3 separate regions of the Homo sapiens genome follow, and regions 1 and 3 are each linked to region 2. The links are chromatin contacts, found by Hi-C or POLR2A ChIA-PET in ENCODE. All regions are on one chromosome and are shown on one strand. The core of a region is the stretch at or near the end of the contact, and the rest is flanking DNA. Distances in the headings are between cores, read along the strand shown. Region 1 overlaps GNG7 (G protein subunit gamma 7). Region 2 has its middle 7.1 kb from the start of TLE2. Region 3 overlaps GNG7 (G protein subunit gamma 7).

The links. Hi-C counts contacts between places; a loop is a spot of excess contacts on that map. ChIA-PET counts read pairs that join two places held with the same protein, here RNA polymerase II (POLR2A). Pooled maps may share reads with other maps.
Region 1: a loop to region 2 is called in a pooled map, with 6 times the contacts of the local background. The contact joins two enhancer-like sites. A Hi-C loop is called at or near these places in 1 of 168 maps with a recorded cell type or tissue (MCF 10A) and 2 of 50 pooled maps. POLR2A ChIA-PET finds 5 or more read pairs at or near these places in 3 of 52 experiments (B cell, Caco-2 and activated T-cell).
Region 3: a pooled map shows a loop between it and region 2 (6-fold over the local background). The contact joins two enhancer-like sites. A Hi-C loop is called at or near these places in 2 of 50 pooled maps. POLR2A ChIA-PET finds 5 or more read pairs at or near these places in 4 of 52 experiments (B cell, activated B cell, activated naive CD8-positive, alpha-beta T cell and 1 more).

Annotation. Positions count from the first base shown.
Region 1 is chr19:2,680,191-2,682,890 of GRCh38, reverse strand. The region is part of intron 1 of GNG7 (G protein subunit gamma 7); the gene reads left to right. Among named protein-coding and RNA genes, the nearest start is that of GNG7, 21 kb to the left of the region's middle. Within about 2 kb of position 1,275, at least 5 of the 41 ENCODE cell types and tissues checked have a DNase peak (open chromatin) inside an H3K27ac peak, as active enhancers do; they include B cell, where a contact is called at or near this core.
Region 2 is chr19:3,035,014-3,037,713 of GRCh38, reverse strand. It overlaps a transcript of TLE2 not described here. Among named protein-coding and RNA genes, the nearest start is that of TLE2, 7.1 kb to the right of the region's middle. RefSeq lists silencers at 1,214-1,273, 1,934-2,103 and an enhancer at 2,244-2,443. Within about 2 kb of position 1,418, at least 38 of the 41 ENCODE cell types and tissues checked have a DNase peak (open chromatin) inside an H3K27ac peak, as active enhancers do; they include B cell, where a contact is called at or near this core.
Region 3 is chr19:2,619,623-2,622,322 of GRCh38, reverse strand. All of the region lies in intron 2 of GNG7 (G protein subunit gamma 7), which reads left to right. Among named protein-coding and RNA genes, the nearest start is that of MIR7850, 9.7 kb to the left of the region's middle. RefSeq lists enhancers at 147-346, 1,226-1,525. Within about 2 kb of position 1,427, at least 25 of the 41 ENCODE cell types and tissues checked have a DNase peak (open chromatin) inside an H3K27ac peak, as active enhancers do; they include B cell, where a contact is called at or near this core.

The DNA.
Region 1 (2,700 bases), core at 26-2,525, 350 kb after region 2:
GAATGCCTCCCTCACTCCTACAGTTGCAGCTGCAGGTTTCCGATTGCCCCTCACCCCAGCATTGCAGTTACCCCCAGAGCAACCCCTGGCAGCTCTTCTGAGGCTCTGTCTTCAGATGAGGAAACCAAGGCTCATGGCGTGGAGTGGGAGACTTCACCGGATGGGGTGGGAGCAGGGGCAGGGATGACCCCTGCCTCCCTGTAGCTCTTCTTTTTTTTTTTTTTTTTTTTTTTTTGAGATGGAGTCTCGCCCTGTTGCCCAGGCTGGAGTGCAGTGGTGTGATCTCTGCAACCTCCGTCTCCCGGGTTCAAGTGATTCTCCTGCCTCAGCCTCCTGAGTAGCTGGGACTACAGGTGCGTGCCACCACGCCTGGCCAATTTTTGTATTTCTAGTAGAGACGGGGTTTCGCTATGTTGGCCAGGCTGGTCTCGAACTCCTGACCTCGTGATCCGCCCGCCTTGGCCTCCCGAAATGCTGGGATGACAGGTGTGAGCCTCCGTGCCCAGCTCGCCCTGTAGCTCTTTTATGAGATGGCTCTGTCTGCATTTTGCACAAACTCTTTCATCTCCGTGATGGAACCAGCCACGTTTCCTTGCACATTTTTCCAGGTAAAACTCCGGCTTCCTTCTAGCTGTGGAGTTGATTATACCAGGACCCCTCATGTTAAAAACTATCAGCTTCAGGCCGGGCGCGGTGGCTCACGCCTGTAATCACAGCACTTTGGGAGGCCAAGGTGGGTGGATCACCTGAGGTGAGGAGTTCAAGACCAGCCTGGCCAACATAGTGAAACCCAGTCTCTGCTAAAAATACAAAATTAGCCGGGCGTGGTGGCGCGCGCCTGTAATCCCAGCTACTTGGGAGGCTGAGGCAGGAGAATCCCTTGAACCTGGGAGGCGGAGGTTGCAGTGAGCTGAGATTGCGCCACTGCACTCCAGCCTGGGCAACAGAGCAAGACTCCATCTCAAACAAAAACAAAGAAACAGAAACTATCAGTTTCACTTGAAAACATGCTCCGCATCAGTCCTCAGGGAAATGCAAATCAAAGCCATGGTGAGATACCACTTCACACCCAGTAGGATGGCTAGAATTAAAAAAACCAAAACAACAAACAATCACAAGGGCTCACGGGGAGGTAGAGACACGGGGATCCTCATGCGTCGCTGCTGGGAACATCATGTGGTACAGCTGCTCTGGAAACAGCCTGGCAGTTCCTGAAGTGGTTACATACAGTGTTTCCATATGACCCTGTGAGTTGACTCCTAGACGTACACCTAAGGGAAGTGAAAGCGTATGTCCACACAAACACTGCGCAAGAAGGATCTGGCCCGGTGATGTGGCTAATGCTAGTGATCCCAGCGCTTTGGGAGGCCGAGGTGGGAGGATCACTTGAGTCCAAGAGTTGGAGACCGGCTGGGTGAGGTTGCTCACGCCTGCAATCCCAGCACTTTGGGAGGCCGAGGCGGGCGGATCATGAGGTCAGGAGATCGAAGCCATCCTGACTAATATGGTGAAACCCCATCTCTACTAAAAGGACAAAAAATTAGCCGGGCGTGGTGGCGGGCGCCTGTAGTCCCAGCTACTCGGGAGGCTGAGGCAGGAGAATCGCTTGAACCTGGGAGGTGGAGGTTGCAGTGAGCCGAGATCGTGCCACTGCATTCCAGCCTGGGCAACAGAGCAAGACTCCGTCTCAAAAACAATAAAATAAAAAAAGTTGGTTGCTACAAAAAAAATAAAAATAAAAATTAGCCAGGCCTGCTGGGGCACACCTGTAGTCCCAGCTACTTGGGAGGGTTACACAGGAGGATCAAAGAAACAAAAACTGTCGGTTTCACTTCAAAACATGCTCCGCGTCAGTCCTCAGGGAAATGCAAATCAGAGCCATGGTGAGATACCACTTCACGCCCAGTAAGATGGCTAGAATTAAAAAACCAGAACAACAAACAATCACAAGGGCTCACGGGGAGGTAGGACATGGGGACCCTCATGCGAGCTCGGGAGACGAAGGTTGCAGTGAGCTGTGATCACACCACCGCACTCCAGCCTGAGCAACAGAGCAAGACCCTGTCTCAAAAAAGAAACGAATGAAGTCGGGAGTTCAAGACCAGCCTGACCAACATGGAGAAACCCCGCCTCTACTAAAATACAAAATTAGCCAGGCGTGGTGATGCATGCCTGTAATCCTAGCTACTTAGGAGGCTGAGGCAGGAGAATCTCTTGAACCCAGGAGGCGGAGGTTGCAGTGGGCTGAGATCTCACCATTGCATTCCAGCCTGGGCAACAAGAGGGAAACTCCATCTCAAAAAAAAAAAAAAAAAAAAATTGTAAATTTTGTGTTAAGTGTATTTTACTAAAAAACCCACTGTTAGTCTATGTGGTCACTTTTCAGAGCTTTTAATTTTTAATTTTAAAATGTTTTAATTTTTTAAAAAATAGAGACAGGTGGCTGGGCAAGGTGGCTCATGCCTGTAATCCCAGCACTTTGGGAGACCGAGGCGGGTGGATCACCTGAGGTCAGGAGTTTGAGACCAGCCTGGCCAAGATGGTGAAACCACATCTCTACTAAAAATACTAAAATTGGCCAGGCATGGTGGCGGGTGCCTGTTATCCCAGTTACTCGGGGAGGCTAAGGCAGAGAGAATCACTTGAACCTGGGAGGTGGAGGTTGTGGTGAGCCGAGATCGCACAACTGCACTCCAGCCT
Region 2 (2,700 bases), core at 169-2,668:
TTCTCCCCCAGCCGCCCAGTTCTTACTCAGGGAGAGGCTGGAGTTCCTGAGCCCCTCAGCCAATCCTAGTGCCTCCTACCACGGGCTCCCAGGCCCTGACTCCTGCTGGTCAGAACCCACTGTGACTTCAGGACCCATGCGAAAGTAGGCACAGGGGCCTTCTAACCCTAGGGGGTATCTACCTCCCCGACACTTCACAGCTGGGGGATGTTCCCAGATCCACACAGCAAAGCTAGGGGTCAGAGCCCAAGGCTCACTCTGTCACAGGAAAGGGCTTAAGGCTGCCCCATCTTTCTTCTGTCCACTTAGGGTTAGGGTAATCTAAAGGCACTGCTCAAATGAGGCAACTCCTATGCATTCTGCAAAACCCTAGCTTAAATACCGAAACCCAACATCTTTTTGTTTTGTTTTGTTTTTGTTTTTGTTTTTGAGACAGAGTCTCACTCTGTTGTCCAGGCTAGAGTGCAGTGGCGCGAACTCGGCTCACTGCAACCTCTGCATCCCAGGTTCAAGCAATTCTCCTGCCTCAGTCTCCTGAGTAGCTGGGACTACAGGAGCGTGCCACCATGTCCGGCTAATTTTTGTATTTTTAGTAAAGACCGGGTTTCACTATGTTGGCCAGGCTGGTCTCGAACTCCTGGCCTCAGGTGATCCGCCTGCCTCGGCCTCCTGAAGTGCTGGGATTACGGGCGTGAGCCACCACGCCCTGCCCCAACATCTATTAAATACTACCACCCAACATCTAGAAAGCTATCCCAACTTCCCAATGGGGGCGCTAAATCCTGGCTGAGCCTGCCCCCACTCCCACCCCCAGCTCTGATCCTCCCTAACCCCAACCCCGACCACAGGGGTTCTGAGAGAGCTGGGCTGTCTCCCCCTCCTCCCAAACTTGGGAGCCCCTCCTTGAGTTTCCACCAAGGTCAGCCCTGGCTGCTCCCAGGCAGAACAGCACGGAGTATGGGTTTCATGAAAGTTTTGTCCAGCAATCTCACTGTGCATCTGGGTAAACTGAGGCTCAAAGAGAGGCCCTGGAGGTTCTAGGGAGATGGCTCCTCATGTTCCTGGGTGGAAGGAAATGTGTGTGTGATTTTTCCGGGGGGCACACCGCCAAGCGTGGCGGGGAGCTGAGGCTCAGAGGTCACCCGCGAGCCCGGGGCCAGCGGGAGGGGACAGGCCTGGCTGGTGGCCCGGCAGTTCGGCTGGAGGGGGCGGTAGGCAGAGGTTGGCGGTGTCGGAAGCCAAAGGCTTGGCCTCCCCGAGGGAGCCGCTTTCCCGGCCCGGGTCGGATCAATGGGCTGTAATTATACCGCGCCGGGCCGGGAGCCGGCAGGGAGGGAGCGGGAGCTGGCGGGAGGGAGGCGACGGGCGGGAGAGCGCGGGCCGGAGAGGTACCCACGTTACTTTGATTGACAGCCTGGGCGGGAGCCGCGCGGGAGCTTCTGGGAATCGTAGTCTTTTTCTGAAAACCCGTGCTCTCCTCCAGCTTCCACGCTCGGGGAAACTGAGGCACAAGGCCCAGCACCACCCCCCTCCACCCCTGACTACCTATAGGCCCATCCCCCCCACCTGGGGGTAAAACTGAGACCGTTCCTGGAGCCCCCAGGCTCGGGTAAGAGCTTCAGCTCTTCGCCGGGCGTCCAGCGTGACTTAACTACTCTTTGCTTCAGTTTACCTATCTGTGAAATAGGGAGAAAGATGCAACCTCTGCTCCGCCAGCTAGCTGGTAGCATATTGCACGAGGGTCCCTTGTTTTGAAGGGGAGATAGGCCAGGCTTGGGGGTGACTCGCTTTCCCCTGTTTCTGGATAATAATGGAGCCTTAGCCCCCCCTCCTCCAATCCGGTCGAGCTCGGGCGTCCACTAGGGTCTCAGATTCTCCTAGGGAGGGGGGCCACACTCGCCAAACCCCGCCGGGAGCGCCGAGCTGCCTTCCGATTGGCCCTACTGATCCCAGTGCCTCCTGCCATTGGTTGCTGGTCTCCTAATCCCCATTGGCCAGTTTCCTATGTGACGTCACTGACCCATGTGGGAGCGTCGCGAGCGGATTGGCTGGCGCCCCCAGCCAACCACCGCGGAGAAAGGAATTTCCACAGTAGCTGGGGCGGCCAGGCTGATTTAAGGTGGTCTGAGCAATCCGGGGTCCCAGCGCAGCTTCTCAGCTTTTTCCCTTTTTTTTTTTTCCGTAAACCCACATCCACAACGTAAAACCCTAGCCAGGAACCAGGGGCTGAGCCTCTCTGTAATGGGAAGGGGGAGATCGGCGGCTGAGCTCCTTTTCCCCTCTGGCAGCTTCTTCCCTGATGGTGCAGCTGGGGAAACTGAGGCGCAAAGAGGGGGTCCGTGAAGTCCCGCGTGGCAAATGAAGTCGCTGGGGACTCTACCCACGTTGGAACACGCCTGGCAGGTTGCTTCCCTGCTTCCTGCTCTGGCCGGATGTGGTATTTTGGGGAGTTATGGAGTCACAGGCGGCCAAGGGTTCCCCAGTATGCACACAGTTGCTGGCAGCAGAGTCTCCCCAAATTCCACCCGCTGCTCCCAAAGTTGGGGATGTTGCTGCCCAGAGCAAAAACTCCTCCTTCCTGGCGGATCACACACTAAGGGATGGGGTGTGTTCCTGTGTGCGTGTGTGGTCTTGTGGCTTCTCGGGCAATCCACAAATCTGTATTTACCCTCCCCGGTGCAGTGTGCCTGTTAGAGGGAT
Region 3 (2,700 bases), core at 178-2,677, 420 kb after region 2:
CGGATCACAAGGTCAGGAGATCGAGACCATCCTGGCTAACATGGTGAAACCCCGTCTCTACTGAAAATACAAAAAATTAGCCGGGTGTGGTGGCGGGCGCCTGTAGTCCCAGCTACTCAGGAGGCTGAGGCAGGAGAATGGCGTGAACCCGGGAGGCAGAGCTTGCAGTGAGCCGAGATCTCGCCACTGCACTCCAGCCTGGGTGACAGAGCAAGACTCCGTCTCAAAAGAGAGAGAAAAAAAAAAAAAGTTGATGAGGGTTTTGGGCAGGCAGAGGGAATCGAACTCACTCCTCCGTGGTGATCAGCATGAAGGAAGGGGAGAGAAAAGGGGCAGACGAGCCTCTTGTGGCTGCCATAACAGGTGACCACAGACCCGGAAGTATCAATCCGCAGACGTGTGTCCTCTCACGGTTCTGGAGGGCAGAAGTACTAAACCAAGCTGTCTGCAGAGCTGTGCTCCCCTGGGCGCTACAGGAGAGGATCCTTCCGCGTCCTCTGGCTTCTGGGGGCTCTGGCAAACCTGGCTTGTGCTTACCGTCGAATTGCTCCAGTCTCTGCTTCTGTTTTCTGCTGTCTCTCTGTGTCTCCTTCTTTGTTTTTGTTTGTTTGTTTGTTTGTTTGTTTTAGATGAGGTCTTGCTCTGTCACCCAGGCTGGAGTGCAGTGGTGCCATCTTGGCTCACTGCAACCTCTGCCTCCCAGGTTCAAGCAATTCTCCTGCCTCAGCCTCCCGAGTAGCTGGGATTACAGGCGCGCACCAACACGCCCGGCTAACTTTGTGTTTTTAGTAGAGATGAGGTTTGTCCATGTTGGTCAGGCTGGTCTCGAACTCCTTATCTCAGGTGATCTGCCCACCTCGGCCTCCCAAAGTGCTGGGATTACAGGAGTGAGCCACTGTGCCCAGCCATTTTTCTTTAATTAATTTTTTGTGTCTGGAGTCTTGCTGCTGTGTTGCACAGGCTGGAGTGCAGTGGCAGCATCATAGCTCACTGCAGCCCTGAAATCCTAGGGCTCAAGCAATCCTCCCGCCTCAGCTTCCCGAGTAGCTGGGACCACAGGTGTGGACCACCACATCCAGCTTCAACATAAGTTTTAAGCAAATGCAATTAGTCCGTAACAGTCATTTTCCGAGGTTCCCCGTGGACAAGAATTTTGAAGGGACGTCACTAAACCCCTTGCAAGGGAAGTGAGCTTTACTCAGGTCTCAGGAAGCTCCTGGGGTGTGCAGGAAGGGGCGAGGTCACCCCAGGAGGAAGGCGCTGTGCTAAGGAAAGGTGACTGTTGATGGGGCCCCCGTTTGCAGAAACCTGTATGAGTCGTACCACCTCTGTGTAATCTGCCACCTTCAGAGCGCCTGCAGGAAGGCGGCCACGTCACCCCTTTTATAAATGAAACTGGAAGCTCAGGCTGGGAAACCCAAGGTCACAGAACCCAGCCTCAAAGGCAGCCAGCATTTCCACCGCAGGAGTCTGTTCTCTGCACAGAGCTGTCTTGCTCTGTTGCCCGGAGCCAGAGTGCAATGGCACGATTTCGGCTCACTGCAACCTCCACTTCCCGGGTTCAAGCAATTCTCCTGCCTCAACCTCCCAAGTAGCTGGGATTACAGGCGCACAACACCACGCCCAGCTAACTGGCCGACCCACGTTGGCTGGGGGTGCTGACGGCATAAGCTCACCCCTAGGTCCCTCTAGGGTGGCCGATGACAGGACCCTAAGAAGCTCACCCCCAGCTGGGATGTTTCGTTGAAAATCTTCTCTTTTGCCTTTAGTTGCTTGAAAACATTGGACTCATACCCAAGAGCTTTCTAATTGGTTTCGATAGGAAACGGTTCTGAGGTTTCGCCTTTTTTAATATCCTGTTGGTCTGAGACTGGAGTGGCCCCTGGGGTGGCAGGTTTCCCGGTGCATGGGCCCAGCTCTGGTGTGTGGGTTGGGGGATCAGGACAGAGGTTTGTGAGGGGGGCAGTGACCTGCCTGCAGAGAGAGGGGTCGGGACGACGGCCTGTAGCCAGGGTGCAGGGGGATCTGCCTTTCTTTCATTCTACAGGGTCCTCTCCTCTCCCCTCCCCTCCCCTCCCCTCCCCTCCCCTCCCCTCTCCTCTTTTCTTTTCTGTTTTTGAGACAGAGTTTTGCTCTTGTTGCCCAGGCTGGAGTGCTATGGCGCGATCTCGGCTCACTGCAACCTGCAACCTCTACCTCCCGGGTTCAAGCAATTCTCCTGCCTCAGCCTCCCAAGTAGCTGCGAATACAGGCGCGCACCACCATGCCTGGCTAATTTTGTATTTTTAGTAGAGACGGGGTTTCTTTATGTTGGTCAGGCTGGTCTTGAACTCCCGACCTCAGGTGATCCGCGCCCCCCCCTCGTCCTCCCAAAATGCTAGGATTAGCTTTATTGAGATATAACTGACACAGCGTAAAACTCACCCTTTAAAAATGTGCAGCTCAGCGGTTTTTACATTCACAGAGTTGTGCAACCATCTCCTTTATCTAATTCCGGAACATCCTATCACCCCCAAAAGAAGCCCTGTCCCCCATGAGCAGTCACTCCCCATCTCCCCCCGGCAGCCCTGCCACACACGCATCCCCTCCCTGTCCCCATGGATGGGCCTGTCCTGGACATTTCGTAGAAATGGGATCACACACTGCGTGGCCCTCTGTCTCTGGCTCCTTTCATAGAGTGTGATGTCCTCAAGGTCCATC